Linked DNA regions of Homo sapiens: all the other regions are linked to region 2. The links are chromatin loops, found by intact Hi-C in ENCODE. Cell type or tissue: heart right ventricle. All regions are shown on one strand.

Evidence for each region. A loop is a pair of places that touch in the nucleus more often than their neighbours do. Peaks named below come from ENCODE experiments on the same cell type or tissue, not always from the same donor. Only the 100,000 strongest peaks of a DNase experiment are listed, where the experiment ranks them.
Region 1: a loop joins it to region 2, with 4 times the contacts of the local background. A loop is called at or near these places in 21 of 110 quality-filtered maps.
Region 3: it touches region 2 in a loop (2.4-fold over the local background); 9 of 110 quality-filtered maps call a loop at or near these places.

What each region holds. Positions count from the first base shown.
Region 1 is chr6:163,551,803-163,559,802 of GRCh38, reverse strand. All of the region lies in intron 4 of QKI (QKI, KH domain containing RNA binding), which reads right to left. Among named protein-coding and RNA genes, the nearest start is that of QKI, 140 kb to the right of the region's middle. In heart right ventricle, a CTCF peak has its summit at 4,908 (motif pointing right); a DNase peak (open chromatin) is centred at 4,922; H3K27ac peaks cover 2,339 bases.
Region 2 is chr6:163,177,529-163,185,528 of GRCh38, reverse strand. The region is part of intron 4 of PACRG (parkin coregulated); the gene reads right to left. It overlaps PACRG-AS3 (PACRG antisense RNA 3), which reads left to right. Exons shown (of 4, transcript NR_122120.1): 3 at 611-704; 4 at 1,972-3,884. Among named protein-coding and RNA genes, the nearest start is that of PACRG-AS3, 10 kb to the left of the region's middle. RefSeq lists enhancers at 4,038-4,332, 3,962-4,542. In heart right ventricle, a CTCF peak has its summit at 4,171; a DNase peak (open chromatin) is centred at 4,128; H3K4me3 peaks cover 742 bases; H3K27ac peaks cover 2,694 bases.
Region 3 is chr6:163,311,784-163,319,783 of GRCh38, reverse strand. It overlaps PACRG (parkin coregulated), which reads right to left. Exons shown (of 5, transcript NM_001080379.2): 5 at 4,284-4,957. The coding sequence ends at 4,797. PACRG-AS1 (PACRG antisense RNA 1) reads left to right here. Exons shown (of 6, transcript NR_028390.1): 4 at 873-990; 5 at 5,939-6,027. Among named protein-coding and RNA genes, the nearest start is that of PACRG-AS1, 8.7 kb to the left of the region's middle. In heart right ventricle, no CTCF peak of the experiment used is centred here; no DNase peak of the experiment used is centred here; H3K4me3 peaks cover 374 bases; H3K27ac peaks cover 1,813 bases.

The sequences.
Region 1 (8,000 bases), 370 kb before region 2:
AGCTGTAATGACACACAAAATTCTGTTTTTGGCATTACAATGGTGAATGGTATACTATAATATATAGTAAACAGAACTGTTCAGTGAGCTTTTAGTAAATCACAAGAATTAAAGAAAAATATGAGTGAAACATAAAGACAATGTTTTGATGTGCTACTGCCAACTTTTTAAAAACCTACTTTGCAGAAGATTACAGGGAGTGGATACTGGCATGCCTGTAGAATTTGACTCCTATCAACTTGTACAAAGATGAACAAAAAGTAAGTATGATCTTAGAAAGACACAGAAATTATTTGTTAAAAACGAAATAAGTAAGCTACTATTGGAAAAGAAGAATCAAATCCATTATAATAAAACTTCAACTTATTTGCTAAAAACTAGTCATTTGAAAATTAAAACTTATCAAAAGTTTCAAATTTAAATTTATATATAAAAATGGAATACCAAAAGTATTATAAATTATACTCTACATAAAAAAAGAAAAAGAAGAGCAGTAGGTTTACCTCCAGTCATCTACCATAGCGAGAAAGAAGTGGTACAAGTTTGAAAATGTCAGCAAATAAGAGGGCAAATTTACTTCCAACAAAGAGGAAATAAAGACGAAAGACGAGTTTCCTGCAGAAGGGCAGGTGCTTGAAAACATGTTGGCACTGAACTGCTCCTTTTGGATAGCAAAATAGCTATTCATTATTTGGCAATGGAGTGTCAAACAAGGGAGAAAACCACAGAGAAAAAAGATGGAAGAAATGTGTGTGATTACCACTGTGTGTGCACACTTGTGTAATGTGCAGGGTGCAGGATAATGAAAACAGGAGAGATCACCCTAAGAGAATAAAAATAAGAGTGGCATAGGAGGAGATCCTGGTGTAGTCTGCCATATGGTGTTGCTGGAGGTGATGGTATGTTACACCAGATCACAGCCACATTTTGGCAGGGTACACTAATGCCTCCCAGAAATGCACAGGATTTAGTTGGCAGAGCTGGAATTTGATTCTAGGTGGTCTCAGTCCAGGATGGGCTTCACCCTCATGTCCTGACCACTCCCCTCCACTCTGTATTCACAGGGCATGATCTTGTGTGTCTTAAGAGACAACAGGGTTCACTGGCCGGGTGTGGTGGCTCACGCCTGTAATCCCAACACTTTGGGAGGCTGAGGTGGGCAGATCATGAAGATTAGGAGTTCGAGACCAGCCTGGCCAACATGGTGAAACTCTGTCTCTACTAAAAATACAAAAATTAGCTGGGCGTGGTGGCAGGTGCCTGTAATCCCAGCTACTTAGGAGGCTGAGGAAAGAGAATCGCTTGAACTTGGAAGGCGGAGGTTGCAGTGAGTCGACATCGCGCCGTTGCACTCCAGCCTAGGCAACAGGGCGAGACTGTCTCAAAAAAAAAAAAAAAGAAAAAGAAAAAAAAAGAAGAGACAACAGGGTTAATTATAGAATTACTTTCACATCGAAGTGGTTATTTCAATGTTACTGTCCTGGTTTTGACAATGAGATTTGGTAGTACGTACCTGCCTAAACACTGTTGAAGGTATATATCACCTCTTTTTCAAATATAAGTTCAGATGAGAAAACTAAGTTTCTTCTACAGTCTAGAGGCTCTAGAGCTTCTATGAGCCAGTCTTCAGACCAGTTTTTCTGACCTCTTTTTTTCTCAAAAATTACAACTGATCAAACAGGGCATCCTGAAGTTGTACATGTCAACTCCAGATAGTTCACAAAGTATCCTGCAGAACCTTGATCGGGAATGAGCAACTCTACAGAGACAGAACACTAACTTTTACATTTGTAAAATGGGTCATTAAAATCATATTTTGTAATACTGAACTCAAGTGATTATCCGCAATCTCATAGCTTCTGGTTTCCTAAGTATTTGCCCTATATTCAAGAATCATTTAAAAAATGGAAGCAAAATTCACATGCAGTGGACTCCCAAGATCTTAAGTGCAATATCCAGTCACGATATTTCTTTTTTTTTTTTTAAGTTTTTGTGGGCACACAGTAGGTGTATGTATATATAAAGTACATGTGATATTTTGATACAGGCATATAATGCATATTAATCACATCAGGGTAAATGGAGTACCCATCAACTCAAGCATTTATCCTTTCTTTGTATTATAAACAATCCAATTATTCTTAAATGTACGATAAATTATTGTTGACTGTAGTCACCCTGTTGTGCTATTGAACACTAGATCTTACTCATTCTAACTATATTATCGTACCCGTCAACCATTCCCACTGTGCCCTCCCAACCACTCTTCCCAGCCTCTGGAACCATCGCTCCACACTCTATCTCCATAAGTTCAATTGACTTAATTTTTTTAGCTCCCACAAAAAAGTGAGAACATGTGAAGATTCTTTCTGTGCCTGACTTATTTCACTTAACATAATGACCTCCAGTTTCATCCATGTTGTTGCAAATGACAGGATCTTATTCTTTTTTATGGCTAAATAGTACTCCATTGAAGACACAGGACATTTCCACAAACCCAGAAAGTCTCCTTGTACCTCAAGCCCTAACCATCCATCTGATTTAACTTGCCTAGACTAGATTTTCGGATAATGAAGGCATATATAATATTTTGTGTTCAATTTCTTTCCCTCAGTATGACAGCTGTCAGACTCATCCATATTGCTGCATGTCGCTGTAGTTCATCTGTTTTAATGGCTGAGTAGTATGTTATTTATCTATTCTTCTGCTACAGACATTTGATTGTTTCCACTTTTTGGATATGTGAACAGAGCCACTCTGAAAATTCTCATATAAGGCTTCCTTGCAAATATAAGTTTTCATTTATCTTGGATAAATACCTATGAGTAGAGTTGCTGGGTCATAGGGCAGATGAATATTTCCCTTGTATTTGTATGGAAAATATTATGGAAAGATTATTAAAGCACAACAAAGAATGTCTTTACTTTTGAAATGTAAAAGCTCAAAAATAGAACACACTCCTGCTAATAGCTAAAACCTGTGGTATCGGGGAAGTGCCTTGAGAATTTCAGAGTTTTTCAGATTTATAGAAAGATAATACACCACAGATTCTATAACACCCAGCAGAGTCTGGGGGATACGCCCATAATCCAGTCCGTAACAAACAGAAAAATACTCACACTAAGTGGGGTGAAGCAACTATAAACACAGTTTTCTGAACTTCTGGAGGCTTGCAATTAAGGATGACCAATTATGGGTATGTATAAATATATATATTTTAATTTATGCATATTAAGATATAGATATGTCATCAACTATGCCTTTTCTGTTGTTTGTTGTTTTTTTTTTTTTTTTTTTTTGAGGTGGAATTTTGCTTTTGTTGCCCAGGCTGGAGTGCAATGGTGCAATCTCAGCTCACTGCAACTTCGCCTCCTGGGATTCTCCTGCCTCAGCCTCCCAAGTAGCTGGGATTACAGGCATATGTCACTACGCCCAGCTAATTTTTTGTATTTAGTAGAGATGCGGTTTCACCATGTTGGTCAGGCTGGTCTCGAACTCCTGACCTCAGGTGATCTACCCGCCTCGGCCTCCCAAAGTGCTGGGACTACAGGCGTGAGCCACTGTGCCCAGCCATCATCAACTATGTTTAACAGCTATGTTAAAAGGATACAAACAGGTCACGTTTAATGTAATTTATACATTGTTCAACTTTTCTAGACTTAGACACTAGATCTTCATTATCCAATCATTTACGCTTCCTAACAAATGTGTGGTATTGGCAGTGCATTATCCCTGAGGCTCAGGCAGGGTAGGCAGCTTATCCAAAGCCACAAAAGTTCACATTGCAAACCTGGCTTCCAACCCAGAATACCTGATTCAAAGTCCTCATGTTTAACCATTACATTATACCTTCTCCAGTCTTATGATGCCTTTAAGTGGAAGTATCTTTTGAATTCATCAGACCACATGTTAGAAAGTAAGAAAATCATGTTTATTTAGTATTTTTAGATCTATATACTTTTAAAAAAAAACTACAACAAAGTAATCACCAGAGAGCTGAAACAAATGTGTATTTCCAAATCATTAAAACTATGTCAACTAAAAAAATAATTCGAACCACTGCCTATCACAAAGGCCCAAATTCTCCAGCATTCAGGGCATTGAACAGTTTACATGAGCAACCTTGCTTGCAAATGTTTTGCATTAGTCAAAATCATCTGTCCACAATCCCCGAGTAGACCTGGTACTTTCCTCTCCAAGTTAGGCTCCTATTGGAAGCATCCTATGTGTTCCTCAATAACACAGATCATCGTTTTCTCTCAGAGTGCAGGCTTTTTTTTTTTTTTTTTTTTTGAGCTGGAGTTTCGCTCTGTCGCTAGGCTTCAGTGCTGTGGCGTGATCTTGGCTCACTGCAACCTCCAACTCCCTGGTTCAAGCGATTCTCCTGAGTGCAGGCTTTTCTAAGAACTCTCACGCATACTGGTCTTGCTTTTATAAATTCATGCTGCTTATTTTTGGGGTGATCAATCATATATAGCCATGTGCTATCTCAGTTTTTCTATTTTTTGATTTTTAAAGAAATTTATCATGAATTGTATCCATAAACTAACCAATAACCAATAAACCCATGTTCCTTGTAACCCCCAAAGCCTTGCAAAAATGAATGTGCTCAACATATTTTAAAAAATGAATTAGTTTTCTATAAATTTGAAATAATGGGTAGAAAAGGTTTTCCAAACAAAAAAATACATGACTAATTTAATTGAAGAATAACAAATATCAGAGAAAAGAAAAAATGATGAGTGACCACATTTTATGAAGAATTTTGATGCCAATTACCACCTTGATCTGCTCCGACAGCTTTGGCAGACAGAAGATGACAGATAATTTGATTGACTTAAACAAAGGGGTTTATGAGAGGGAAGTGACAAAAAAGGATTTGTCTTTAAAGCCTCACTGTGCTATTTTGTGGATGGACTGCTGGGGGCGCCAGCGTGATTACTGAGATAGGTCATGAGCTTTAACATTGTCCAGGCAACAGAGAGGATGAACTGGACTGGGGTAGAGGTTGTAACAGAGATGAAAAGAGTTATGTTAACCTGACAAGGCATGATGATCAGTTGGACACAGAGGGTAAGGGAAAAGGAGAAATTGAACAATGTTGTTTAGGTTCTTGATTTAAGCAATAAAGTAGACGGTGGCTCCATGTAATGAGATAAAAATTGAGGAATATGGAATCAGAAGTTCTCTCTTGAAAGGTTACATCTGAAATACTTATCTTAAACACCTAAGTGGAGATGTCAGGTACACAGCTGAATATTCATCTGGTTGATCAACTTATTCCAACTTATCCTATACAGCTGGTAGAAAAATATGCTTTCATATTTCTTGAGTTTTTCTCCAAGATGATGTGGCAGTTACTAAGTTCCAAACTGAACTGCCATATGCTTTCCAATGCTTAAGTGTAGGGCTCTACAACTACTACTTCTTTGCCAGCCGGTTTTCTGTGAGGTTCTCAGAACTGAGGCATAGTGTGGGTGTAAAGCAGCCGACCCTGAAGAGCTGGATGAGGGAAAGAGATGTTCTCTTTCCCATGTGCGCTCCTTTCAGCTATGCACTTGCCAGAGGCAGCTGTCTCCTGGCTCCATGCTTCTTTCCCAGCACCTCTAGAACCAGTCTCATCGTGCAGCCCCTTCCCTCCATGCACACCAGAAGCAGCCAGCTAGGGTTCTCCCCTCTGAGCTCCTGAGGTTCTTGAAGTAGCTGAGAGACACCAAGCCAGGGTCTTGGTTTCATCATTACACAGGCTTTCTTCTCTTTTATTCCAGCCCTGGGGTAAAAGATGCTTTTTTTGCAGTCTCTAAATCTGTATTACAGCCTGTCTTTCTCCTTTTTCAGTTCTCAATACCTGTGTAACCAATCAACAACTTTCCACACATAAAGCAAGGTAGAGGGAAAGTGTCAGGCACTTTATTTAACCAGAAAAGCTTAAAACACTCAAACACACACAAATATGATGCTCCTCCTCCATTAAAACTATATAAAACTAACAAAGATTTGTACCTTAGGACAATATGTTCTGCCTCTCTTCAACAAGGTATAAACAGATCCACTGAAAAGTAACAATCTCAGAAAAACAAAAGCCAAGTCTCAATAATAAGTACTTACTTCTTCTAATGCTAAATACGATACAATCTGTGATTTTATTAATAGTAATAGTAATCTTAACAGGCATGATAAACTTCTGAAGGATTTATATGATTCACAACTCCGGCTACATACTAGCATTAGTAGAGCCACATCAATTTATAGATTAAAAAAAAAACACCTCCAAAGTTGATTGTTATTTTAGACGGATATTATTAGATGATATGGTTGGGCTGGAAGGTGGGACATATAAATACCAATTGGGAGTTTAATAGAGCCTTGTTCTACAAAAGAAGATAAAAAATAGGAACCTGAGCTGGGCATGGTGGCTCATGCCTGTAATCTCAGCACTTTGGGAGGCCAGGTGGGTGGATCACTTGAGGTCAGGAGTTTGAGGCTTGCCTGACCAACATGGTGAAACCCTATGTCTACTAAAAATACAAAATTAGCTGGCAATGGTGGTGCACGCCTGTAATCCTAGCTACTTGGGAGGCTGAGGCAGGAGAATCGCTTGAACCCAGGAGGTGCAGGTTGCAGTGAGCCGAGATCGTGCCATTGCACTCCAGCCTAGGCAACAAGAGTGAAACTCCATCTCAAAAAATAAATAAATAAATAAATAAATAAATAAATAAATAAATAAATAAATAAATAAAAATTAAAAAAAAAAAAGAACCTGAAAATTATGACTATCTAAAAATCTCTTAGTTTTGAGAGGTGGGACAGAGAGGCAAAAACTAAGAAAAGTATACCCACTGTGGCGGGAGTGGTGGTGAGGAGGCTTAGAGGTGGGCAGAACCTAAAAGATGTTGTAATGATTGCCTGACAAAAAGTTCTGAAAGTGAAAATATATTAAACTCATTCATATTCAGAATGAGCACTGAGATAGAAAGGTAAAGCAAGATAAATGATGTGCAACTGGGATTATGATGGGAGTTTGCACAGGCTGCGGTGGAAGACCAAATGAAAAGGCCTAGGGAAATAATCACAACAGCTTTAAGAATCTTACGGTAACTATAGATTCCTTCTCTAGAAAACATATATGAGTACGCCGCTGAACCTTCCAACAATATGGATGGGCTTGAACCATGCAGGTCCACTTTTATACAGACATTTTTCTGCCCCTGCCAGCCCTGAAACAGCAAGACCAACCCCTCCTCCTCCTCCGCTTACTCAGTATGAAGATGATTAGGATAAAGAACTTTATGAGGCTGGGCACGGTGGCTCACGCCTGTAATCCCAGCACTTCGGGAGGCCGAGGTAGGTAGATCATGAGGTCAGGAGATCGAGACCATCCTGGCTAACACGGTGAAACCCTGTCTCTAGTCAAAAAATACAAAAAATTAGCCAGGCGTGGTGGCGGGCACCTGTAGTCCCAGCTACTTGGGAGGCTGAGGCAGGAGAATGGCATGAACCCGGGAGGTGGAGCTTGCAGTGAGCTGAAATCTTGTCACTGCACTCCGGCCTAGGCAACAGAGCTAGTCTCTGTCAAAAAAAAAAAAAAAAAAAAAAGAACGAACGAACTTTATGATGATCCACTTCTGCTTCAATAGCAAATATATTTTATCTTCCTTCTGATTTTCTTAATAACATTTTCTTTTCTGTAGCTTATTTTATTGTAAGAATACAGTATATAATATACATAACATACAAAATATGTGTTGATCAACTGTTACCAGTAATGCTTCCTGTCAACAGCAGGTTATTAGGAGCTGCATTTTTGGGGAGTCAAAATTATACGTGGATTTTCAACTGCACGTGGGGGTGGTTCCCCTAATCCCTACTATGGTCAAAAGTCAACTGTGTAAGCAAAAAATGTTGCATACAATTTTAGGGAGTTAACTGTGAGTATTAAACTTACCCATGAAGATATGTGATTAAATTGTTAATTCACTCCAACTGCTCTTACAAGACTT
Region 2 (8,000 bases):
TTTCCTTTAAAATGGCTTATATATTTGCAGTGAAATTTACCAAGTGTTGAAGTAACAGTAACATCTTTAAGTCCTGTTAATTTGAAAAATGTAGATTTCCTATGACAACCCTGAACTGTCCTGGAACTTTACTCATGCTGAACTTCAGGACATCTTATTAAGCTGGATCCATGTTATAGAAATTACGTGGATTGTTTTATCACAATGTCCCCTGATCTTTCTTTCTTAGCTTAATTTTCTACTACAATCCAGGCTTGTTTTGGCCAATTGTTCCCACTTGCTTTTATCGGTAAAAAAACAATTGTGATGACTCCCAGCGTACGGCTGCACTCCTCCTCCATCTTTCTCTCTGTGGTGCCATGTGCAGAGGTGCCTGGAGTGTGGTTAGATCCTTTCCCCATCCCTGGCTACAAACAGCAGTATTTGCTTCTGCCCTATATGGTGGTGTGCTAAATTAATTACTTTTTGGTTTCTGCTAATTAATTGCATTGGTGTTCTGGCTTCAGCCTTCCTGGCCTTGCAGGTATCATGCCATGAAAACAAAACAAAACAAATCTTCCATGATCTGGCCTAATTTCTACTGCTTGTCCCATTTCCATTTGCCCACCAGGTCTCTGAATGTAACCAAATTGTTCTCCTCTTATCATTCCCATTCACTGGTGTACTTGTTTGTGGAGCCTGCAGAACTGCCTTTTTCAAGAATGGTGAGCTTTCTCTCTCTTTTTGTGTCTCTGGGTGCCTGTACGTAGGTTTCTTTATATTAATGCCTGAAGTAGGCAAAGTTGCATTTCTTTATGTTGCTAACCTTTCTCGTGCAGTGCGGCAGGACAGCAAGCAACCCAAGGCTCTGAGTTAACTCCTCTCAAACACAGGGATATTCTTAGGAGCTCATAGCACCTGTACCACTTAGAACAATTAGAGACATTCAAGCTAGTATGGCCAATACGAACATTGTTTATGTGCTTCCTTTTTCGATTTGGGTTTTCGAAGCCCTTAGTAATTCTTAGTGAAATGGAATAAATAGAATTGCACCATTATTTAGGCACCGCTTTTTTCTAGCAATTTCCATTCCAATTGGACACTGAAAATTTCACCATAATTTGTCATGGCCACATGAAATGTTATCAGGGGCAGTGTTACTGAGCTAGTATGGACAGTATAAAGAGATGCACTGTCTTTAATGTAGCATTAAAGAAACAATTTATGTACAGGATTTACCAGACTCTTAAGTAGACCTAAACTGAACAAGAAATGCTACTTTAAAACTTCCAGTTACTCTATGTTCTATTATCTATGCATCCTGCATATTAGCACTGGGGTAAATTTCTTAAGGAACCGAGCACAAGGAGCTAAATTTGCACATTGATTTTTGTCTTTTATCTGCAGCTTAAGGCTAATTTAAAAGGATGGTGAGGAGATTCTATTTTCAACTGGCTGAAGTTCAATAAGAATAAAATAAAACACTGTTGTAGCAAACTCTTTCACAGTGGAAGTTTGGCAAAGCTAAATCTCATTCCTTTCGATGTGCTCCAGTACAGCCAAAATACTGTTCCAGTGAGTAAGACACCCATTAGAGTGATGAGCTTCCTACAGAACAAGAATCTCTCCATATTTTATTTTAAACCAAACCAGTGTTGCATTGCTTTGTATTAAGAATCCAAAAGGAAATATTGTGTAATACAATCAGTAAAAAACCTACAGTTTCGTTACAGTTATATTTTTATCATTGGCCTGCGTTTTCCTAATTTCAGAAGTATACGTGATCATTTTAGATACAGGAAATGACTTCTTTTAATTTTTCTTGTAGTGAAAGTTTTACAATTCTTTAGTCAAGCCTACTGATTAGCTTAAAAACCCTAATAAAAGGAGTGACCACACATACATCTCTGTAGGTATAAATCAAGGTTGGGAAATTTTAAAGGTGCATTTCTTTTTCTTCCTTTTTTTTTTCTTTAACCCTATGTCTTCTAGGCAGCTTGGCCTCTAAATCTGCTTCCCACTGATGGGAAGAGCTGACAGAAGCTTTAGAGAGGCACAGGGTGAGTTCCTAAAACCAGAGTCAACACACACTCTTCATCTGTTTTGTGCTTCACTCCCTGCTCATCTTCCTAAAACACTGAGTTTGGTCATATCATGTCCTACAAGTTGTCAATGATTTCCCATGATCTTGTCTTCAGGATAAAGTTCCTTAGTCAAAAGCAATGAAGACCTGACCTAATCTGTAAGGCAAAATCAACACTTTTTAGCCTGGCCTTCCATGCCCTTCCATGCCCTTCGAGCCCCCAGAGCACCCATGGCAGTCCATCTCTCTCTACTTGTCCAGAGGGACACTCTCTTAGAGCCAGTGGCTCCTACTCACGGTTCCCCGAACACGTCGTGGGAATGTTTGCCTTCATACCTTCCCAGATCATTTTCCTGATCTCAGACACCCTCCGTCCTCATTCATTCACTCTTCAATTGTCCAACAAATATTTGTTGCTCATGCAACCTGGATCACCCACATAGTTTCAAGACTGCATCTTCTAAACTATTTAAATCCTATCCATTCTTCAAGAAATGTTTCATGACGCTTCCTTAACTGCTAAGGACCCGCAGATTCTCTTCCTCTTGGGACTCACACACTGACTCATCTCCCGATCTTTTGGTGCTCAGCAAAGTGGAGGCTTCTGTTTTGGACTTAGAGTCAAGACCATTAAATAAGACTATGCTCTAAAAAGTACACCTCCGTGGCCCGGAACGAGTGAATTAACATCTATGAGTTTCCATTTCCTTGTCTATAAAATTGTGAAATTGCAACTTAAGATTAGTTCTGAAGATTAAATGAGGTAACATAGGTGAAAATGCTACATTTATGTAAGAAATTACTCTTTCATAAGGATGTCAATGTTTAAATACGCATTTTCTCAATTTTGTTAATGAAATACTTTGAAATTCTTTTTTCTAATGAAACCTGCTGAATGTAAAAGAGACCCGTACTAAAGAAAGATACCACATGAAGCACCAAGGGTCTCTTTCTGGATCTATCATGACTCTTGTGACTGTTTCAGCAGCACAGAAATTAAAGGCGATTGTTATTCTGGAGGAAGACAATGAGTCTCATCTATATCTTGTTTGGGTTGATTTTGTAAACAGAACATTCCAAAGATCATTCTTGCCTTTTGTTTCCACTGAGAACTAGAATAAAGTAAAACAAACTATCAATTTAAGGAAAGCCTCGAAATTGTTAGCAATTTCTTCAGTAACTTTCATCCATCAACTGATTTTATGAACACAAATTTGCAGAAATGGGCAAGAAAAACTACTTAACTCATTGGTGGGAAGCAGTGGGCTCTCTAAGGAGGGAGAGATAGCAGTGATTTCACCACCGGACCGTGGAACACAAAGAGCCTGGAAGAGTCTATCACTTTCAACTGAAACCGCAAGAAGAACTAAGTAGGTTAAGCCCTAAGAATGTTCCTAGGTAACCTACTTGAGTTGAAATTTGACTAAGAATCCTTACACCCTACCTAAGAGAGGTAACGCTATTAGGATCGGAAGTGATTGGAAGCTTTGTTTCAGATCTCGTCCAAAAGGGAGAACGGTCAATGACAAAGCTGCTGTGAATAGTATTCTGGGGGCGTGGTGGAACCCCGATTCACTGCTATCTCCCGAATCAGCAACTTGACAGAGCGCGCCTCCCGGGCCTTGGAAGCCTTCCATTCCGAGCTGGCTGGGTGGGACTCAGGTTTTACGGTATGCTGGACTTTTTCCCCGTGAGTTAAAACACATTTATAGTAACTAAGTGGTTAATGATGAGAAAAAACCCCAAACTACTGTACTAATAATCAACCTCTGCTATTTGGTTTGTAAAAAACAAAAATACATCTATAAAAAGGGTTGGCCGGAGATGTGTCTGTATTTTTTTTTTTTTTTTTTTTTTTTTTTGCCACCTCAAGCAAATAATCTCTGATTCTCCCCTGTCCATGAGGACCCATTTCCAGGGGCAAATCCTCTGGGGGTGGACTTGTCCTTGGAAGGGGGAGGGGAGGGCCGCTGGCACGAGACACAGAGACTGGGAACAAGTTCACAGTGTTCATCTCCGGGGACTCACAGAAGAATGGAGAATTGGCTCTTTCATCTCCAGCCCCGGCACTGCTTTTCACTGCCCCTGAGCCTCTGCTGTCCCCAAGCGGCCGTCTGTATCACAGAGGTGGCCACAGAGATCGGGGCTGAGTGTGTGGGTCAAAGTTCCTAGGCTGCCTGTTTCAGGAGGTTGCATCACGTATTCTTTAACCCTTCCTTTGCAAGATAGCCCGAGGTATGGGAGTAAAATGGTCAGGCAAGTAGGTTTCAGGGTCAGTCTGACTCGGTTTCAGACCCTGGTTCCAGCGATAGTTATCAATGTGGCAGCAGGATCCCTCAGCCCCTTCTATCCCACACAGGTGCCCGCACAGCTGAATAGATGGTTTAGTGCTGCTTTGGTATCCGGAGAAGGCTGTTAACCTGAAGAGTTAGAGACACTCAGGCTGAGGTTGACCTATCTGGGTTCACACCCTGGCTCTGTCATTTGCAATCTGAGTGACTCTGGGTCAATGTCATAACTGTACGGAGCCCCAGCTTTCAAATACATGAAATGAGAATGAAAACGCCAAGCGGGTGAAACACACACAACGCTCGGTGCCTGGTGACTCCAGGAGACGCAGCGTTTGCTGTTAATAATTAGTGAATAATTTTTGAGAAAAGAAACATAAAATCAGATTTTTTGCCCATTTTTTTAACCTAAAGAAACAGTGCCTTTTTGGCCTCTACATGTTTGAAGAACCAAATAAGTGGCTCATAAGAGTAAAGGAATTAAACTGCTTTTTTTTTGTAACCATACAAAAAACCCCTCTTAAACTCAATGAATTTTTATTTTTATTTTTTTTGAGACAGAGTATCACTGTTGCCCAGGCTAGAGTACAGTGGCGTAATCATAGCTCACTGCAGCCTTGAATTCCTGGGCTCAAGCGATCCTCCTGCCTCAGCCTCCCGAAGTGCTGGGATGACAAGTGTGAGCCACTGCACCTGGTCCTCATTGAAACTTTTTAGCAGTGTTTTCCATACTCTATTTATTATAGGTGTATGATAATCTATGTAACAACCTATGCAAACTCATTCAGTGCACAGTATACAAGCTGTGTCTCGAACTAGTTAGTAGAACATCTTGTGAAGGCTTCGTGATATTTTAACGAACATACTTGTCACTAAACACAAATGGAGAGAACTGTTCATCTTCACAAGGATCAGCTCGGTGAGGGACTCACTCCTGGCTTTCTACTGGAGAAGTGGGCGTGCCTAGGAAATGCATCAAAACCAGAATCTCTAGCACAAAGCTCAGTCTCTTAAACAGAGATGCTGGTCAGCAGCCACAGCAAAACCCAAAATTATGTATGGCTTGGAAAGGATCACAATGACCAGAGCTGATCACTGGATAATGCAAGTAATTTCAAAGTCAATGTCGTCTTCAGAAAGACCACTTCAAGTCAGTGTAACCACTGGATAAACTACACAGGTAATAGCCAGCCAGGCATGTGTCCAGCACACAGGAACCTCCCAGGAGGGCTCGGCTGGGACACTGGACGGGGTGCCTGGCGGTTCCTGCCTGTGTGGCCTCGGGCAAGGAGACTTGCTGGTCTGGTCTGCGAGAATGTCATCTGTAAGTGAACGGGGGAGAATGAGACAGTAACTCAGAGCTTATACTTGGATCCCACCATAACACTTATAAAGGCTTACAGAGTGGATGGGAACTCATAGGCCATGCAAGAAAACTAGTGATGTAAGAAAATTTTTTTTTTTTTTTTTTGAGACAGATCTTGCTCTCTTGCTCCGGCTGGAGTGCAGTGGCACAATCTGGCTCACTGCAGCATCAAACTGCCAGGCTCAGATATCTGATTCTCCCATCTCGGCCTCCCGAGTAGCAGGGACTACAGGCACGTGCCAACACACCTGGATTACTTTTGAATTTCTTTTATAGAGACAGGGTTTCACCATGTTGCCCAGGCTGGCCTGGAACTCCTTCCCGGGCTGAAGCAATCCACCTTCATCAGCCTCCCAAAGTGTTGGGATTACAAGCGTGAGCCACCACGATTTGCCAGAAGTTTTTTTTTTTTTTTTTTAATTTAAAGAACACCAAATGAGTAGGTTGAAGCCAGGCTGCTCTGGGAATTCTGTGCCTCGTCTTGGGAGCAGTGGCTCAGCAAGGTGCAGGTGTGGTGGGAAGGAAGGCTGAGTTCCCCCAGCTGCCGCCTCCTTTCTGTCTCGCTTGTTGGCAGGAGAACCTACGGAGGAGCCCAGCCTCCAAGATAAGACGCACATGTGAGGAGCAGCGGACATCAGTGTGAGCCAAGCTACAAAGCTTTCCACTATAAAACCACGGTCCATGCCCAAAAAGGAAACCCACCATTGAAACCTAAGCTTCTTTTTGATTAAGTCCTGTGTGGTAAATATCAGTGACTTATTTCATCAGCCTGAAAATTCAGCTCATCACAAATGAAAAGTAAAAACTTTAATTCTATAAAAGGAGATAAAATTCAGCCTTTTTAAAGAAAGAGCTCTATCAACCCGAATAGGAATTGTTACTTGTAATTTAATCAAAATTCACTTATATTACCTGAGTGCTTTATTTTTGAATGGCAACTTAAAATACACCAGAGAGACTGAATTCCATGACCATCAGTGCCTACAGAATGCCAGATACTGTACCTAGTTCTTGCTTTTCTGTGGTGGGTGTGGGGAAGTTTGAGAAACCGGGTGCTGGATGTGATGGCAGCCACCGGGGAGCCTGGCAAGGCAGCTTCTCCTAGCAGTTTCATTAATGTTGTAGCATTAATGTAAAGATTAAGTTTGGCCGCATGTAACAGAAAATTCAACATAATACTGGCTTAGGTAAGACAGGTGTTTAATTTCTCTCCTGTCAGAAAAAGTCCAGAAGGAAGCAACCAGGCTACCATAAAGTGCAACGGCTCTATGAAGTCAGAGAAGAACGGGGCTTCTCCTACTTTAATACTAAAGTTTCCTGCATGTGTCTGTGTCTCAAGATTACTCCATAGCCAAAGGTGGCTGCCGGAGCCCGGGCCTTCTCGTTTGAGTTCCAGGCTGCAGGAAGGAGAAGGAAAGGACAAAAGATCCGCCCCTGCCAGTTGGAGTCTACGCAGCACTTCCCCTTGTCCCTCTGACCATAAGATCAGCACGTCCGTGCCACGCCGAGCTGTGAGGGTGGCTGAGAGCTAGTCTTGTTGCTGAGGGTGGTGCCCAGAATTGCATGGGGCGTGCTCATGAGGCAACAAGGTGGGAATGAGCATTCCCAGACCCTGCCTCTGCATGCACTTCAACAAGGGACTGCAGCCCTGGTGCCAGGCAGGGAGCCCTCCTTCTCACAGGCCCACTGGCTTCAGCTGGCCTCGTGTTTCTCCTGGCTGAGCTCCGTCTGCTCTCCGTTCCAACTTTCCTTCCTGTTCTGGAAGCTTGGTAGTGGGAACACTCCTTGTTCTGTCTTGAGTCCCCAGCCAATGACCAGGTTTGAGCCTCTTCTAAGTGTCAGTTGGTGAACAAGACAGAGCAGATTTGTGCCTGTGGTGAACAAATGGTCCAGCAGGGAAGAGAAGCGTTGACCTGTGGCCACAGTTCCCACCTGGGGGTGCATGGAGGGAAGCGTGTGTGCTGTTTGGAAGCATGTGTGCTGTTTGGACGTGCTTGGAATGGAACCTGCACAGGCCTAGGGCACGTTTCTCAGACTCTTCTCCTTGCAGAAAAACACGGTCGAATCCCACCCGCAAAAAAAAAAAAAAAAAAAAAAAAAAATCCCTTTTCTAATTTCTTAGCTAACACTCTTTTAGTCTCTCCTTCCATTATCCCAGTTTCTCACGAGAGGGGGCTTTATGATCCGTCACTCCCCAGGCCACACCTTGGCCCTGTTGCCTGGCTTCTGTCCCCGCAGCCTCCTGTAACTTGTGGAGCACAAACCCTCCACAGCCTGGAGCCTT
Region 3 (8,000 bases), 130 kb before region 2:
CAGTGCATGTTGAAACAGACTTAAAACTCTTTAGTTTTAGCTTCTCTAAATTAGCAGTCTGAGATGTCCCACGACCTATACTGAAACTTCGCTAGAGATCCATGGAGGTCAACCCCAGAAGGACTTAAGGGTTTTTTTTGTTGTTGTTGTTGTTTAAGATATCATCTTCAGCTTTGAAAATAATATTTCCTAAGGATGTAACCATTTCACAGAGTTTTTTAACTCTCTCTCTCTCTCTCTCTATGTATATATATATATATATATATATATATATATATATATATATATATATATATGTATATATTTGAGATGGAGTTTTGCTCTTGTTGCTCAGGCTGGAGTGCAATGATGCAGTCTCAGCTTACTGCAACCTCTGCCTCCAGGTTTAAGCAATTCTCTCACCTCAGCCTCCCGAGTAGCTGGGATTACAGGCTGCTGACACTACGTCTGGCTTATTTTTTGTATTTTTAGTAGAGACGGGGTTTCACCATGTTGGCCAAGCTGGTCTCAAACTCCTGACCTTGGGTGATCTACCTGTCTCAGCCTCCCAAAGTGCTGGGATTACAGGTGTGAGCCACCACGCCCAGCCTGAACGCCATATTTTTGACTGACATTTCTCATGTAGAGTCAGGCCATAAAAATCATGTGCCATTCTTCCCACCCGATGGGCAGGGAAGGATACTCTCATAGCGAGCAGTGTGCCCATGGAGATGACTTCCAGGAGGGTGTGTGGGCTGCAAATCCTGGCATCCGTCTCACTTGGGCCTGTTGGGGGCCAGAGACCACCCACCCCGGCCAATGAGGGCTCAGCAGACATTAGATCCCGGCTCTCCTGGGGGACCACACGATGACGGAGCACCTGTTTTCTCCAGGTACTTGGTTGGCTGCTTCCCCAGGAACATCCCTCCATCCTCACGGGTATCCCGCCATGGACCTCGGGGAGCCCTGGACAAACATGCATGTGTGCGACGCTTGTAACAAACCTGCAAGGTAGACCTCATACAGCCCAGTTTTGGAAGAGGGAGTTGAGTTTTAGAGCATTTACATAATTTGCCCAAGGTCACAAGACAGCTACTCAGTGGTAGAAAGATACTTCAAACGCAGTTCTGCTGGGCTCCCACTCCTGCACCAGAACCATTATGCTGTAGTATCTATCATCGTGTCCTCGCAGTGACCTGGGAAGAGAGGCTGTACTGCAGGCGAGGAAAGACAAAGTGACTCGCTCCAGGCTGTCCAGCTCCTGAGTGACCGGCTCAGCCTTCCCACCCAGCTCCCCTACCCTGGCGTCCAAGATCTCATTCCTTGCCTCCCTCTTAACTGACTTGAACACCTGAATGGTGTCTTCGAGTAAATGTAACAGTCATAAGAGGACAAACAAAAACCCTTGCCTAATACTCAGTCCCCAGTATTTCCCACTTTTCATCATTCCGTTCCTTTAGCTGTCTTAGAAAGGTGGTTTCAGTGTATAAATGTAGCAGGTGGAAGAAGCTGTTGTCTTGCTCAGAGGCCGGAAAGCTGCTGACATTTCCTCCTTCTCTGTTGAGTTAATCAGAAATTATTTGGCAGGAGACCCGGGTATTATTTTAGAAGGCAGACGTAGGTGGGCTGACCATCGGAAAAAGCAGTCTTTTCTAATTCTATTAAAATAACAAAAATGTGGGTTTTGGGGTTTTATTTTGCCTTTTAATTTCCAGAGAACATGATACTATCTATATAGTTATTTTGGGTTTTTGCAAAATTATCTTCTTTTCACAAGAAACTCACCATTGCACGTAAGAAGCATCATATTGTCTGAGGAGTTCTCAGATATATATATCGCTCTGCCCGGGTAGAGAGTAGTCATGTTTTGTACTTGTTTTTCTTTGAAATAAAAGTCTGACAGGTATCAGAAACTCTGGTAGCACTTTTCATAGGTTACCCCTACAGCTTATAATTCCGCAGCACGCAGGGGACATCCCCACTTCACAGCTGAGGCGATGTGAGTTTCAGAGAGGTTCAGTATCTTGCTCAAGGCAGCAGAGCAAATAAGTGACAGAACTCGTCAATGAAGCCTGATTTTATTTTATTTATTTTATTTTTTTGAGACAGAGTCTTGCTCTCTCACCCAGGCTGGAGTGCAGTGGCACAAACTCAGCTCACTGCAACCTCCACTTTCCGGGTTCAAGCGATTCTCCTGCCTCAGCCTCCTGAGTAGCTGGGATTACAGGCGTCCGCCACAAGGCCTGGCTAATTTTTGTATTTTTTAGTAGAGACAGGGTTTCACTATGTTGGCCAGACTGGTCCCGAACTCCTGATCTTAGGTGATCTGCCCACTTTGGCCTCCCAAAGTGCTGGGATTACAGGCATGTGAGCCACCGTGCCTGGCCAAAGCCTGATGTTTTAATTCCAAAGTTAGGGCTCTTGGCTAAGTGGCCAGGTCTTCTTGCTCCTCTACCAGGCAGTTTTCATGAGTATAATGAAGAATCAGCAGCCAGAGCTGCCAACAGAGCCGGGTCAGAGCCATTCCAGCACCAGCCTTCAAAGGCGCCAACAAGCCACGGTCCTTCTAACTAATAACCTTATGGACTTTGGTGTTCCTTTTGATTGTTTCACTGACGCCAGCTGATGGATGCAATTGAATGTCATAGTTTGCAGAATAACCTGCCTTAATCTGTGGATGTCTACTTCTATCTGTGCCTTTACCAAATATTATGCATCAAAGTCAATTTGTCGGCCGGGCGCGGTGGCTCATGCCTGTAATACCAGCACTTTGGGAGGCCGAGGAGGGCAGATCACCTGAGGTTGGGAGTTCAAGACCAGCCTAACCAACATGGAGAAACCCTGTCTTTACTAAAAATACAAAATTAGCCAGGCATGGTGGCGCACACCTGTAATCCCAGCTACTTGGGAGGCTGAGGCAGAAGAATCGCTTGAACCCAGGAGGCAGAGGTCATGGTGAGCTGAGATCACGCCATTGTACTCCAGCCTGGGCAACAAGAGCAAAACTCCATCTCAAAAAACAAAAAACAAAGTCAGTTTGTCTTATCCAATCACGCCTCTCCCTTCACCGTAGAAAATGCTTACAGAAACAGGACGGTAGCTCTTTAGATGCTAGATTGCACATGCTGAGACAGTAATAAGGGGAAATGAACGATGAGCTCATTTTCAAAATTGGTGTTTGCCTTTAGAAACTTATGCCTTAGATAGTGAAAACAGTTTGGAGGCTGACGCTTAGTGCATGGAGAAACACATTCCACTTCTCCACTTCTTTTTTTTTTTTTTTTGAGATGGAGTTTCGCTCTTGTTGCCCAAGCTGGAGTGCAATGGCACGATCTCGGCTCACTGCAACCTCCGCCTCCCAGGTTCAAGCAATTCTCCTGTCTCAGCCTCCCAAGTAGCTGGGATTACAGGCGCATGATGCCATGCCTGGCTAATTTTTGTATTTTTAGTACAATCGGGGTTTCATCATATTGGTCAGGCTGGTCTCGAACTCCTGATCCACCCCTCTTGGCCTCCCAAAGTGCTGGGATTATAGGCGTGAGCCACTGCACCTGGCCTCATTTCTTCATTTTATGCAGAAGTTGCACTTTGCTACAGGAACGAGATACTTTCGGCTATGTATTTCTAAGCAGTTACAGCATCTCTCAGGTGTGCAAAGTCAGTGTTCCATCTTTATGAAGTTTTCTGGGCTAAGTTTCAAATGCCTGAAGCTCCCATCTGACGTGCCTGAAGAGCCACGATCTGGGGCTATCTTACAGTTGCTCTTCCCTTTGGGCACTTTTTTCTTTTTCAATTGAATGAAAAAGTGCATGTCTTTTGTCTTTTTTTTTTTTTCCTTTTTGGTCTCAATAAAATCCCCAAAAATGGCCATCAGACCCACTGCGTGCTATGAGAAGTCATCCAACTAGTGGGAGGAAGCAAGGAAGAAGAGTTGCCAAGGAAGAATTTTGATCTGTTTCAAGGAGTAATCATTAAGATACATATAAGTCATTTTCAAAAATAATTAAAAGCCCTAAACAAACTGCCAGATAACACTTTTGTCAATAACACACCAGGTCCTGAGATGCAGTGTGCCATACGGTGGAGAGACAAGGATTCAAGCTAGCCCTTGTTTTTTTTTTTTAAACATATTTGCCAAGTTACGTTTCACACGTAACCCTGACCCCATCCTCTCCCTAGTTTTCCCCTACCTGCACCCAAATATAAACTGAAAAGCCCCTGAAGCCCAGATCACTAGTAGGCTAGAGGCATTAATTACAACTGTAGCTGAGGTTATAATGGGCTGGAAAAATTTCCTGCTGTAATTGGAATATAGATTCAACAGTTTTATTGAATGTCAAAGCACATTATTCCGCACAGCTGCTAGAGAGGCACTGCTGAACCCATGCTTCTCTTCCATGACAAACACCTAGTAAGCAGTCAGCATAAACTCTTCCCTTACAACCTCTGACATCACCCCCAGGGCAGGCACACACAGAACAGCAATTGCTGAATTGCATATGAAAATTATAGTTTATTGTCTATACAACTGAAGGTTTAACTCGGACTCCTGCTTCTGTCGGAGCTGTATAAAGAAGCAATTCTTCTCTTAGAACAAATAAGCACAGTACACTATTGTAATCTAAGAAACAGACACTATTTATGTATTGGAAAGCCTTGCTCTCAATAGGGCTAACAGTCCAATGGCCCATAAGCCACTATTTTAGCAGCTGTAGAAAAGAAAGCTGTGGAAGTCACAAGGAATGAGATGCTAAAAGCAACAGAGACAGATGATCCCAACACCAACGGGAGGTTTCAAGTCCCAGCTGCTGCCACTGTTAGTTTAGCAAGCAAGACTCGTAGGTTGGGACCACGTACTTAATGTTGATAAAGGCATTTTCTCCTCCGTAGCGCTCGAAGGCCTCCAGTGTCTCCTGGATCAAGTCCCCAATGTTCTCCCTCTTCTGCTGGCTGTAGTCAATGCCGTCTCCGGAGTTCACTGGTGCATGCAAACACACAAAGAGGCCAGTTACTTCTCTGCAATTTCCCGAAAAGTCCTACACAGTCTAGGCATTTTCTCTGAATGCTTATTAGGAGACACAAACATGCAAGATTTTTACACGATCTTGCGGAGTTTTAAAAGCAGTGGCAACTGTACAAAAATACCAAGTCCCAGATTGGAGCCGATGAAAAATAACCTAAAATAAAGGAATAACAGAGTAAACAAAAGTAAGTGAATCACAGTTACAAGAAAGATGACAAGTCGGGGACTCTCTTTCTTGATCTATTATATACAGAGTGTTCTCTTGGGCCCTGAGTTTTCCAAAATCACAGCACGGTGTACTTAGAAGGAACAGTCTATTGTGAGATCAGGCTGTTCGTTCCGTGTGATTTAAAATGGATCTGCTTTGGAATGAGGCTTAGCCCCCACCCGCATCTCTGCTGCTTTTGAACACATGGCAAACTCTTTCTCCTGAATCCCAGTAATCCAAGTGTTCAGTTCCTTGAAATCATTTTGCTCATTCCAGGTGCAGGTGGGACAGGAGGAAGCTGCTTCTCCTGCCCTGGCTGCTCCCGAACTATCACTCAATGCTGGGATGACAGCTATTTGTCAGTCAGGGCTTTGCAGGGAGTTTGTGCCACTGCTAGTTTTGGAGTCCCCAAGTCCGGGGAGGTGTGTCAGCTGCAGAGTCTGGAAGTGACCGCTTCAGCTGCCTCTGATGCTACGAGGGAAGCAATTCCTAGGGTGGCCTTCAAAGGCCAGGAACCTATGGCTAAGAGCCTCTCCTCTACACCACAGACTCAATCTCAAATCACTAAGGAAAGAGATATGCGATTGTATCCAAGCTGCAGGAGTTACCAAGGGTGAGGGAGTCTGACAAAAATGGGGCCCCTTAGTTTCCATTCTGCGTGTAGATATTCCACAATTGTTTTCTCTAACGATAGTCATTCCACGCTTTCTGTTGTATTCCACTCCTAGGTTACCAAGGGCTTCAACGACATTTATTCTCCCAGCAAGCAAGTCATGAGTGTGTCCTGCCTTATCTATGGTGGAAGGAAAGTACACAGGTGGGCTGGGAGGACCCAGTAGGATGAGGGTGACAGCTCAGGCCTAGAGAGTGCCATGGGGCCAGGGACCTTCAGTGCAACTTGAAAATGTGCATTTCACCAGAGAAAGAATTCATTTTATTCATATTTCAAGTGTAGACCCACAATGTTTATCTTGTTTGAATGTGAAAATAATAGAGGGAAAAATGGTGTTTCCAACCTTTTATCCTTAATTAGTCATTCGAGACATTTAAAAAAGACTTAGTAATGGTTCAGACCAGAATAAATATAACAATTACAATCCTACACAGCACAGGGAAGCAGTTCTTTTGCTTGATTTTTCCAGAAACTTATTAGAGAAATATCACTGTCTTCTGTGATATACACACAATAAATTTCTATCCTTATTCTTTTCTTTTGGTGAGGGTGAAGGCAGGCAGATATATTACTAATTTTCAGAAAAAAAAAGATTGTGAGTCACACAACTGTAGTGCATGTCATTTATTCATAATAAATGACCTTAAAATGGTTCACAAAGCCATTGTGATTAGGTGGGTTTTTCGTTCCTCATAGTACATGTGTTTGTGCTGTCACAGGTAAAGCTGAATTTCAATTTATTTAAAGTTTGATCATCCCAAATATTCAAAATGTTATATATATATATGTATATATATATACACACACGAATGAGAGAGAGGAACAGAGAGAGAGAGAGAGAGAGATGCTGGATACAGTGACTCATGCCTGTAATACCAGCACTTTGGGAGGCTGATGTGGGAGGATGGCTTGAGACCAGGAGTTTGAGACCAGCCTGAGCAACAACAGCAAGACCCCATCTCTATAAAAGAAATTAAAAAATTAGCTAGGTGTGGTGGCATGTACCTATAATCTCAGCTACTTGAGAGGCTGAGGTGGGAGGATCACTTGAGCCCAGGTGGTCGAGGTTGCAACGAGCCATGATCGCGCCACTGCACTCCAGCCTGGGCAAAGAGTAAGACCCTGTCTCAAAAACAAACAAACAAAACAAAAAGAATATATCAGATAAACAAGAGATAAGATTTTGAAACAAAAGGGTCCTTGCCCTATTGTTTTTGAGGAAAACAACGATACACTTTGTAAAAACAAACATGTAAATGGATATGCATTTGAAGTCCACCGGTTTTTCTGTTTATATTTCTTAAGATTGACATGGTGTTCGGAGGCGTGAGAAGGTGCAGGCAGGAATGGCTGCACGGGGGAGATGAAGCCCGGTGGCTCCGCTTGTGGGGAGCCTTCCACGAAGGACTTTGAGTTGGATTGAGAGAGGAGGAGGAAGCTCGTGTTGGGAGGAGGCGTTGTTGACATTTGCTACAGGTGTAAAGAAAAGATGTTAAGGAAGAAGGTGGGCAGGATGAAAAGCAACAGGGGATTTGAACAGAGGTGCTGGTGGGAGGACCCTGCGTGACAGGGGAGGTCAGCAGCAGAGAATGTGCTTTTTAGAAACAACTTCAGCTTTCCAGGATTCCAACCAAAGCAGGGACAAATGTCCCCTCAGAGTTGGGCTCATCTTTGTGTGCCCCTTCTCCCCAAATTATAGCTGATAAACTCCTCCTAGGCATGAAAGAGGTGGACCTAGGGAGAAGGTGGCATGGCCTGTTTGCATAGGACAGAGCCCATTGCATAAACCCCTGGAGGGCACACGGAAAAGATAGTTGATGATGATGCTGAGTTGTGGCTGCTGTGATCAAGTTCCTTATGGACAAAGATACATACATTAGTCACTCATAAATGGTGCCTTTTGTCGGCATATGAGTCAGAAGGTCAAGAGCTGAATAGACCAGGAGACAGACATATTTTCCTGATGGAGGGAAAGGGCGTGGAAGATCTGCACACAATGGAAAGCTTAAGGCACCTGCTTTTCCACTGCCCCAGAAGGCAGCAATGACAAGCAGAACTTTATCTCATGTTCTTACTTTTAAAAAAAATTTGACCATAGGAGTAAGTAAACTATGTAG